Linked DNA regions of Mus musculus: regions 1 and 2 are each linked to region 3. Evidence: chromatin loops called from intact Hi-C (ENCODE). Cell type or tissue: heart. All regions are shown on one strand.

Region 1 (2,500 bases), 160 kb after region 3:
GGGGACTCACCCACGTGTCCCCGGAGTGATGACGCTGATTGGTTCGGGCCGATTTTGGGGGTGATGTCACGTCTCTACAACCCGCGGCCCGATTCTTTTCCAGTTTGATTAAAAGAGACACTGAATTAATTACAGCACAGACCTAACTATTTACCGGCGATTTCCACACAGTTTGCTTTCATTAGGTCAGCGATGACGCCTCTAATGAAGATGATTAGCCAAGGGGGGCAGGGACCGACCGGTGGGAGGAGGGCCAGCTGGGCTGCGTGGCCTGGAGTTTGGATGTTGGGCCTTGAAAGCCTTCTCCTGAGCTTGTCCACAATTATTCCAACTACTTGACCGAACCGGGATCCTATCTACATCCCCTTTCTTCCTCCTAATTTCCCTTCCTCATCCCACAAAATGGCAGCATAACCCAGTGGAGAAAAGACGTGGATGTGTAGGGAATCCTTTTCCTAGTACAAGAAGCATTTAAAATTTTATTTTCAGGGTGTTTTGCTTGGGTTCTAGGTCTCTTCACTCTCTCTCTCTCTCTCTCTCTCTCTCTCTCTCTCTCTCTCTCACACACACACACACACACACACACACACACACACACGCCATGTAGAACACCACAATTCTCTCCTTGCCTCTGGGCCTACTGGGCCTGCAGAAGGTTAGGACTGATGTCTTTTGGAAAAGAGACCAGAGTGAGGCCTAATTCGGAGGCGAGAGCTGAACCGTGGGAAAGATCAAGTCTGGAGCGTTAAGGGGACCCACGGATTTGACTGTGGCCTGAGCGAGGCGGCACAAGAAACAAGGCAGTGACCTCTTCATCCCCAGTCAGTGGCCTCTCTAGGGCGTATGTCCTGAGAAGCTAGTGTTTTTTGGATAAGTGTGTGTGTGTGTGTGTGTGTGTGTGTGTGTGTGTGTGTGTGTGATGTACCTTTAGACAGGACAATGCAAGTTCTGAGCTAGCACGAGGATGTCTAAGGCCGACCGTGGATAGCCTGGACTCTTCTTTCAAGGCAGTGCTAAAAATGAAGATTGGGACTTTCCCTCTTCGCCCTCCGGACCGCGCTCTAGTTCCGCTCCTTTGTGGGATCAGCCACTGCTAGTGCAGGGGCCCCGGTCTCCAAGTAGCTGCAACGGGTCAGGGGCCTGGATTCTCTGGGCTCAGCTCCAGGGTGGACGGTGCCCTGGTCTGCGAGAGAGCGGAGTTGCGCATCTGGGCAGCAGGGGCCCCGCGGCTCGCGGGGAGTCCAGACTTTCCTCTTCGGCTCGCCCCTAACCCTCGTTCTTGGCCCCTGGGAAACTATCCGTGGCCCGCGTCCGGCTCGGCGACCAAGGCCGCCGTAGAATCGTTCAGCGCCGCAGCCCGCAAACGCGATCTCGGCCGGGAGTGGCCCCTCGAAGCGAGCAAAACGGAAACTTTGTCCTCTGCCGGGATGGGCCAGCGGTGGCCTCGCGCCCGGCTCCCCGCGCGCTCCCTCTGCTCCGGTCGGCAGATTGGAAGCGGCCGGGCTATCGGCCGGGCTGGGAGCGAGGGCCCGCTGCTCCCGGGGGACTGCGGGTGGAGCTCGGCTGCAAGCTGTCGGGGAGGCGGGAGGGCGGGGGCCCCGGCCGGAGCTCGGCGGCCCCAGCGCTGGGCGCCTCCCGCTGGGCCTTGCCTGTCTTTCTTTTCAATTTGGTGGATGGGGATGCGGAGTCGTCATAAATCACCATGAGCGAGATGTCTTGGGGCCTTCCCTGCCAGCCTCCAGCTTGGGCTTCTCTGCCGCTGCAGGAGGGTCTCTATCCGGTCGCCCACACCTCTGCTGCTTCTCACCTTATGAGGACTCATTTTTCGTAGCACCCTAGGTCCACATGAGTTGCAGATACCTCACTCTTTTGGGACCTGTAAGCATTATAGTCACGGCCGGCAAAGAGCTGCGGTCTCCGTCTCTCTAGATGTGTCTCCAGCCTCCTCGGCCTCAAGGGTTCCTAGCAGCTCCTGCCTCGGCCAGTTTTCTAAGTCTTATTCTTGGGCCGAGATCTCAGTCCCAGCAAAAGAGAAAACCAGAAGAAAAGAAAAGAAAAAAAAAAGTGAAGCCGATAGTCTCACAGATCAGAGCCCGAGAAAGCAGAGAGGACAGTTCGAGCCTTCTCAGGGCAGGGAGAAAAATAAACCAGGCTAGAACCCAACCTCTTGCAGCGCGAGCTGGCTTCTCTATACTTCTCAGAGGCCCAAGGACATTTAACAGCTGGTTAATATAACGTTATTAGCACTGAATTATTGTAATCTATAGAAATTCAAAACATGCTGCGTGGGTTGTTTCGTTTGAAATTTAGGGTATAGCCCTTTCTCATGTGCTTGCTCTTTTCCAACTTAGGGCATTGACCTGAGAGGTACTCCACCACACACCCCCGCCCCCCCCCCCCAGCCTCCATTATCTGGCAGGCTCTTGCATCTTCAGCCTGTCTGAAGCAGCCCGGGTGAGTGTGTGGCTCAACTGGCCTTGTGCTTATCTGGGAAGGAAAT
Region 2 (2,500 bases), 85 kb after region 3:
GTCTCTACTCTGATTTATCCCAGACTCCATTGGGCACCTACTCACTTGACACACACCCACTTTGACAGATTACCTACTGCATATACATACAGAAGGTATAAATAAAATAAAAGTAAGTTTTTACATTTATAGACTATGAAAAGGAACATCGCTCACTAAAGTAAACCATGTTTGAAAATGGTTACATTAATACAACAAAAATTAGAAACTCTACAGTTCAGGAGCAAACTTGGGTTATATGAAGTTGAAGGCAGTAAATTTATAGAGTTACAGAGACCTTGGACTTGGAAGTCTAAGCACCTGATGCTCTCCGAGGTTTTATTTTTCATCACACTTCCAGATTTAAGAGCTGTCTACCCAAGGAGACACAAGGACCGTTCACAATGAAACCGTCAAACAGGTAACGAAATAGATCAGTTTTTCTTCTCAAAGCAAAAGTGGCGCGAGAGGAGGGCGCTTGCATTACAGAATGAAAACACAAAGCCAGCCCAGGGCCTGGGGAGTTGGCCCCAGACAATAGGAGCAACGGTAGACAGGTCAGGGGTTGGGTCAGCTGCGGGGTGGAGTCACAAGAGTTCCAGAAATCCCGGGGCTAACGGCTCTAACTGTTCCATCCACCAGTAATGAAGGAATGGATAGCGGATCCTGGCTGGGGGGGCGGGGGTGTCTAGGAACAGTGAAGACGCTTGCACGACTTTTTAAAAGCTGCGGCGAGGCTAGCCCCTTCATTAAGAGTTGGATGCACATGGAATCCTAGAGCCGGGTGCAGGCCAGCTTCCCTTGGGATCCGTGGCGCGTCCGCGGGAGAAGCGGTGGAGGCGACTTACCTTGAGGAGGCAGCTGTTGAGAGGTGCGGGTACCGAGGTGCGGTGGATCACCAGATCCTGGCCTGGGTTGTGCACATCGCAGATAAGCTCCAGCACGGCGACGCTGCGAGCCGTGGACACAGACACGCGGTGGTCCTCAGACCAGGAGAGCGGCTCTAACCCGCTCACCGCGTATTGCAGCTTCACGGCAGGCTCCCGCCGAGTCACCATGAGGCGAAACGAGGCGCTGGGCCCGGGGGCCGCGTCGGCAGCCGCCTCCTTCCCGCCCCCTTCGTCCTTCTCCTCTGCGGGCGGCGAGGGCTCGTCGGCCTTGGGCCCCACCAGGGCCTGGTCCGCCTCGCTCATCTTACTAGGAGCGAGGAGGTCGGGTTACCGGCACACTGAACGCTCGCCACCTTGCCCCGGCCTCTCCCAGCGCCCTCCGCGCCCGTTCACTCCCCGCAGGCCCCGAGCGCCACCGAGCCAGAAAGGACCCCGTCGTTGCTAGGCAACGCCACCCTGCTAGATGGCCGTGGAGCTGCCTGTCTGGAAAGTGCGCTCCGGTAGGGCTGACCCGAGGCGCGCCTGCAGACACGCGGAGAAGGTGGGCGCTTCAGAGAGTCCCTTTCCTAGACACTGGGTGCTAGGTCCGACTAAGAGCCCACGGGAGAGTGAGCCTCCGTGGGTGACTGAAAAGCTGAGAAGACCAGCGTGGTGGCTAAAGGAGACCCTGCTGGGTGGGCGGCGCTCGGCCTCTTCCGGTTTCGGAGGCGTGTGAGGCCTCTTGTCTCCCGCCGGTGCGTGCCGTCCCGGCTCCCGGACCCGGAAGGGGCGGCGGCGGACCGGCGATAGTTGCGAAGATCCTCCCTCTCCACGTGCTACCTGGGCTCCCTGCTGGTTCCGCGGCTCCGCACTTGGGCTTTGGCTACTGTCTGCAGCACTTTGCCTGACCGGCCTTCCAGGACGTGCTTCGGACGCACTCAGGTCCAGATGAAGCGGGTGAGTGCAACCCCAGCCCGGGAGGTGCCACAGTGATCAGGTCCGGTCGAGTTCTTTAAGATGTCCAGAGGGGCTGCCGGGCTGCTCTCGGAAACACGTGAACGAGCGGGGAACCCCGCCTTGGGAGCAAGAGACCGGCGGGCTCCTGAGATTGTCTGAGAACTTAGGTTAGAATTGCAGGCTGTAGTAACTAGTCAAGTTCTTGAGACTAGCTGGGGGGAGGGGGGGACGGGACGGGGGACTAGTCAGCATAAGGATTGGAGGCTGGGTGTATCCAAGCTGGAAAATAATGCCTGAGACATGAGGTCTTAACTGTCGGGAGCCAGGTCTTCTGCTGGCAGGAAGGGTCACTTCTGTTAGGAATGGAGACTGGACTCGGTTCTTTGAGCTTTTAAACGGGACGTTTTCATCCACGTATCCGTTCCCTCGAGAGGAGAAAAGTGACTCTTACAGCAAAAAGATGGTTTTAGGGTTGCTGGTTTATCTTCTTGAAAGTGGGAAGATGTGATAGGAGGCTTCATCCCCCTCACCCAAAAGATAATAATGAAATACAAATTGCCCAGCCAGTTTCAGGTCAACCAATGCTTTTAAACTCCTTTGACTAACACACCCACTGCCTAGTTGCACCTTGGTAGAAGGAAGGAGGGACCTTATTAAGCTTAGAAGGTGATGAGTAAGGACTCTTCAGCAAGCCA
Region 3 (2,500 bases):
ACTAACTTCAGGCTCCTCCAACCTTCCTATGCTGTGATTAGCTTCCCCTAGCACAGTGTGGACACACACACACACTGGTCGACCTGGTCTCACTTTCTCAGATCCTCTCAGGGACCATTAAAAATGTGAAGTGGGGGCTGGAGAGATGGCTCAGCAGTTAAGAGCACTGACTGCTCTTCCAGAGGTCCTGAGTTCAAATCCCAGCAACCACATGGTAGCTCCTAACCATCTGTAGTGGGATTTGAAGCCCTCCTCTGGTGTGTCTGAAGGCAGTAATAATGTACTCATATACATAAAATAAATAAATAAATCTTAAAAAGGGAGACAGAGGGAAAGGGAGAGGGGGGAGGTAAAGTGGGGTAAGACTAGCCGCTGAGTCCGAGTGCACGGTGTGGCCAACTGAGCATGTTCCCAAGTCTTATGTTGGGCTGCATGAAATTATAGAAGACAGAGACAAACTGAGACATCCCCCAGCTCTGGCTGTATCAGCACCAGCACCATGCGGTGTCATGTAAGAAGGCATCACAGAGCAGGGACTGATAAAAAGTAGTGGCAGGATGTAAGGAGTGAGAACCAGGGTAGACTCCAGAATCCACAGAGATCAAGGCTGACGTGCCGGTCTGGATAGGAAAGCATTGGCATTCCCTGCAGCTGCTGCCTTCCAAGCAGGTTGGTTCATTGTTAGGGAACATAGATGTGGGAATAGAGGCCTCTGGCAGAAGAAATTGTGCCATTTGCTGGAAAACAGATTTGCTGGAGATTCTTGTGGTAAATAAGCCAGACCCAGAAAGATAAATATAGACTCCTCCTCTCTCATATGTGGACTGCAGATTCATTTTTGAAAGTAGAATCAGTCAGACTGTTTGGGAAGGGGGGCCAGCAGAAGATACACTGATGGGTGTGGCTAGGCCACTATGCACTGATGAAGAAGGCATAATAAAACCCATAATTTTGTAAAAATTGGTTTGCACTATTCAAAAAGTAAAAGGCTTTAGAATCTAAACTTGCACCTGGTGTCTGAGACCTGGCAAGTCGGGCTGGTCTAGGATATGTAGCCAGGGAGACCTAAAGACTTTTGTCCGTGTGCAACTGCAGGGTGCAGCAGGTGGAGCAACCCAGGTATCTTCTAACCTCCCTTGCAGTTTTGGAAACCCTGTAGCTGTAGGCTCTCACCCAGGTGCAGTAACCAAAATTCGCCAGTAGGTGGCAGTGCATAATAAACAAACAGCACCTTTACCAGAAATACCAGGCGCTGGGTCCGGGTATTTCTGACTCACCACAGATCACCTTCGGGCTCACATGCCAGTCTTGATTCTGGTGACATTATAGAGAGGATTTTCAGGTCATCAGTGCCAGAGGCAGCATCATAAGGAAATGGCTGCTCTTCTTTCGTTTACTTGAACAAGATTTAAAGATTCCCAAGACCCAGGCTAAGCCTGGGAAGGCATCTAGCACTTTCCCTCTCTGGAGCATTCTGGTATATGGACTGGAAGTCAAACTAAAAACAGCCCTCTCCTCTCCATGGTCCTTGTTGCTGCTGCTGCTGTTGTCGTTAGCTCTCCCTATCCGACTACCTGGAGGTCTCTTGGTGACTGTGGGGGGGACAGAGTGGAGACCCAGGGAGCAGAGTACAGGAGGAGGGAGCCCTATTTTGGATGGCTTCCTTGAACCTAGACACCGGCATCTACAGTGTTCCAAGAAGAGCTGAGGGAGGAAAGAGATTACAGGAGTGAGGGTTGAAGAAAAGATGAGGGGTGTGTGGAGGGCCAGGAGTGGGTGCTGGGGAGGGGTGTGTGGAGGGCCGGGGGTCCCTGGGTACAGGTGGAGTGAGGGTTGTAAGGAAGGTGTGACTAGGCATTTGAAGTAAGTCTGTGAAGCTCTTTCTGAGGCCCAGGGAAGTTAAGAGACTCACAGAATGTGGAGACCTTGGCTTCCTGGTAGAATGGACTGCAGGGGGCACTGTGGTCTGCTAACACCCTGGAAGTTGATACTTGCAGGAAGCGGGATGTAAGTAGAGAGTTTAACCTCAAGCCCCTAACTCAAGACCAGAGGCTGCCCAGAGCCCCTGGGTATTGGTAGGTGCCCTTCTGGGCCCGAAGGCAGCTCAGCAACCCCATGTCAAGCACACCCACACCCAGGATCAGCGAACTGAGATTTTAATGGCCTAGAAAAGAAACGAAAAACAAAAAGCCAACCAACAAACCCCAGCCAGCTAATACCGCCTGGTGTGATGTCCTGGACTAATAGACCACTCACGTCTTGCACTCTGCTAACCTCCGTTGACAGGACGTTCTGGGGAACTAGCCCTTGGCAGTGGCTGGCATGAAGGGTAATATGTTAACTGTCAAGCTTGGAAATCAAGCCTGAGGCATCTAACTTAATGGTGAACGACTTTAGACTGAGAGAAATCTCTGAGAGAAGAGGATGAAGGATAAATGTGCCTGGTATCAAGGGGATTTTAAACTTGCAGCCGAGCAGCTCAGTGCAATCTGGTCTGGAG

The links. Hi-C counts contacts between places; a loop is a spot of excess contacts. Peaks named below come from ENCODE experiments on the same cell type or tissue, not always from the same donor. Only the 100,000 strongest peaks of a DNase experiment are listed, where the experiment ranks them.
Region 1: a loop joins it to region 3, with 3 times the contacts of the local background. A loop is called at or near these places in 13 of 42 quality-filtered maps.
Region 2: it touches region 3 in a loop (3-fold over the local background); 12 of 42 quality-filtered maps call a loop at or near these places.

Annotation. Positions count from the first base shown.
Region 1 is chr2:28,916,508-28,919,007 of GRCm38, forward strand. It overlaps a transcript of Barhl1 not described here. Among named protein-coding and RNA genes, the nearest start is that of Barhl1, 1.3 kb to the left of the region's middle. In heart, no CTCF peak of the experiment used is centred here; no DNase peak of the experiment used is centred here; H3K4me3 peaks cover 719 bases; H3K27me3 peaks cover 2,414 bases.
Region 2 is chr2:28,839,056-28,841,555 of GRCm38, forward strand. Gtf3c4 (general transcription factor IIIC, polypeptide 4) reads right to left here and starts at 1,305. Exons shown (of 5, transcript NM_172977.3): 1 at 828-1,305. The coding sequence starts at 1,172. Ddx31 (DEAD/H box helicase 31) reads left to right here and starts at 1,351. Exons shown (of 20, transcript NM_001033294.3): 1 at 1,351-1,805. The coding sequence starts at 1,797. In heart, no CTCF peak of the experiment used is centred here; DNase peaks (open chromatin) are centred at 1,306 and 1,606; H3K4me3 peaks cover 2,500 bases; H3K27ac peaks cover 2,341 bases.
Region 3 is chr2:28,754,451-28,756,950 of GRCm38, forward strand. All of the region lies in intron 10 of Ak8 (adenylate kinase 8), which reads left to right. Among named protein-coding and RNA genes, the nearest start is that of Mir3088, 22 kb to the left of the region's middle. In heart, CTCF peaks have their summits at 1,203 (motif pointing right) and 1,937 (motif pointing right); DNase peaks (open chromatin) are centred at 1,191 and 1,941; H3K27me3 peaks cover 808 bases.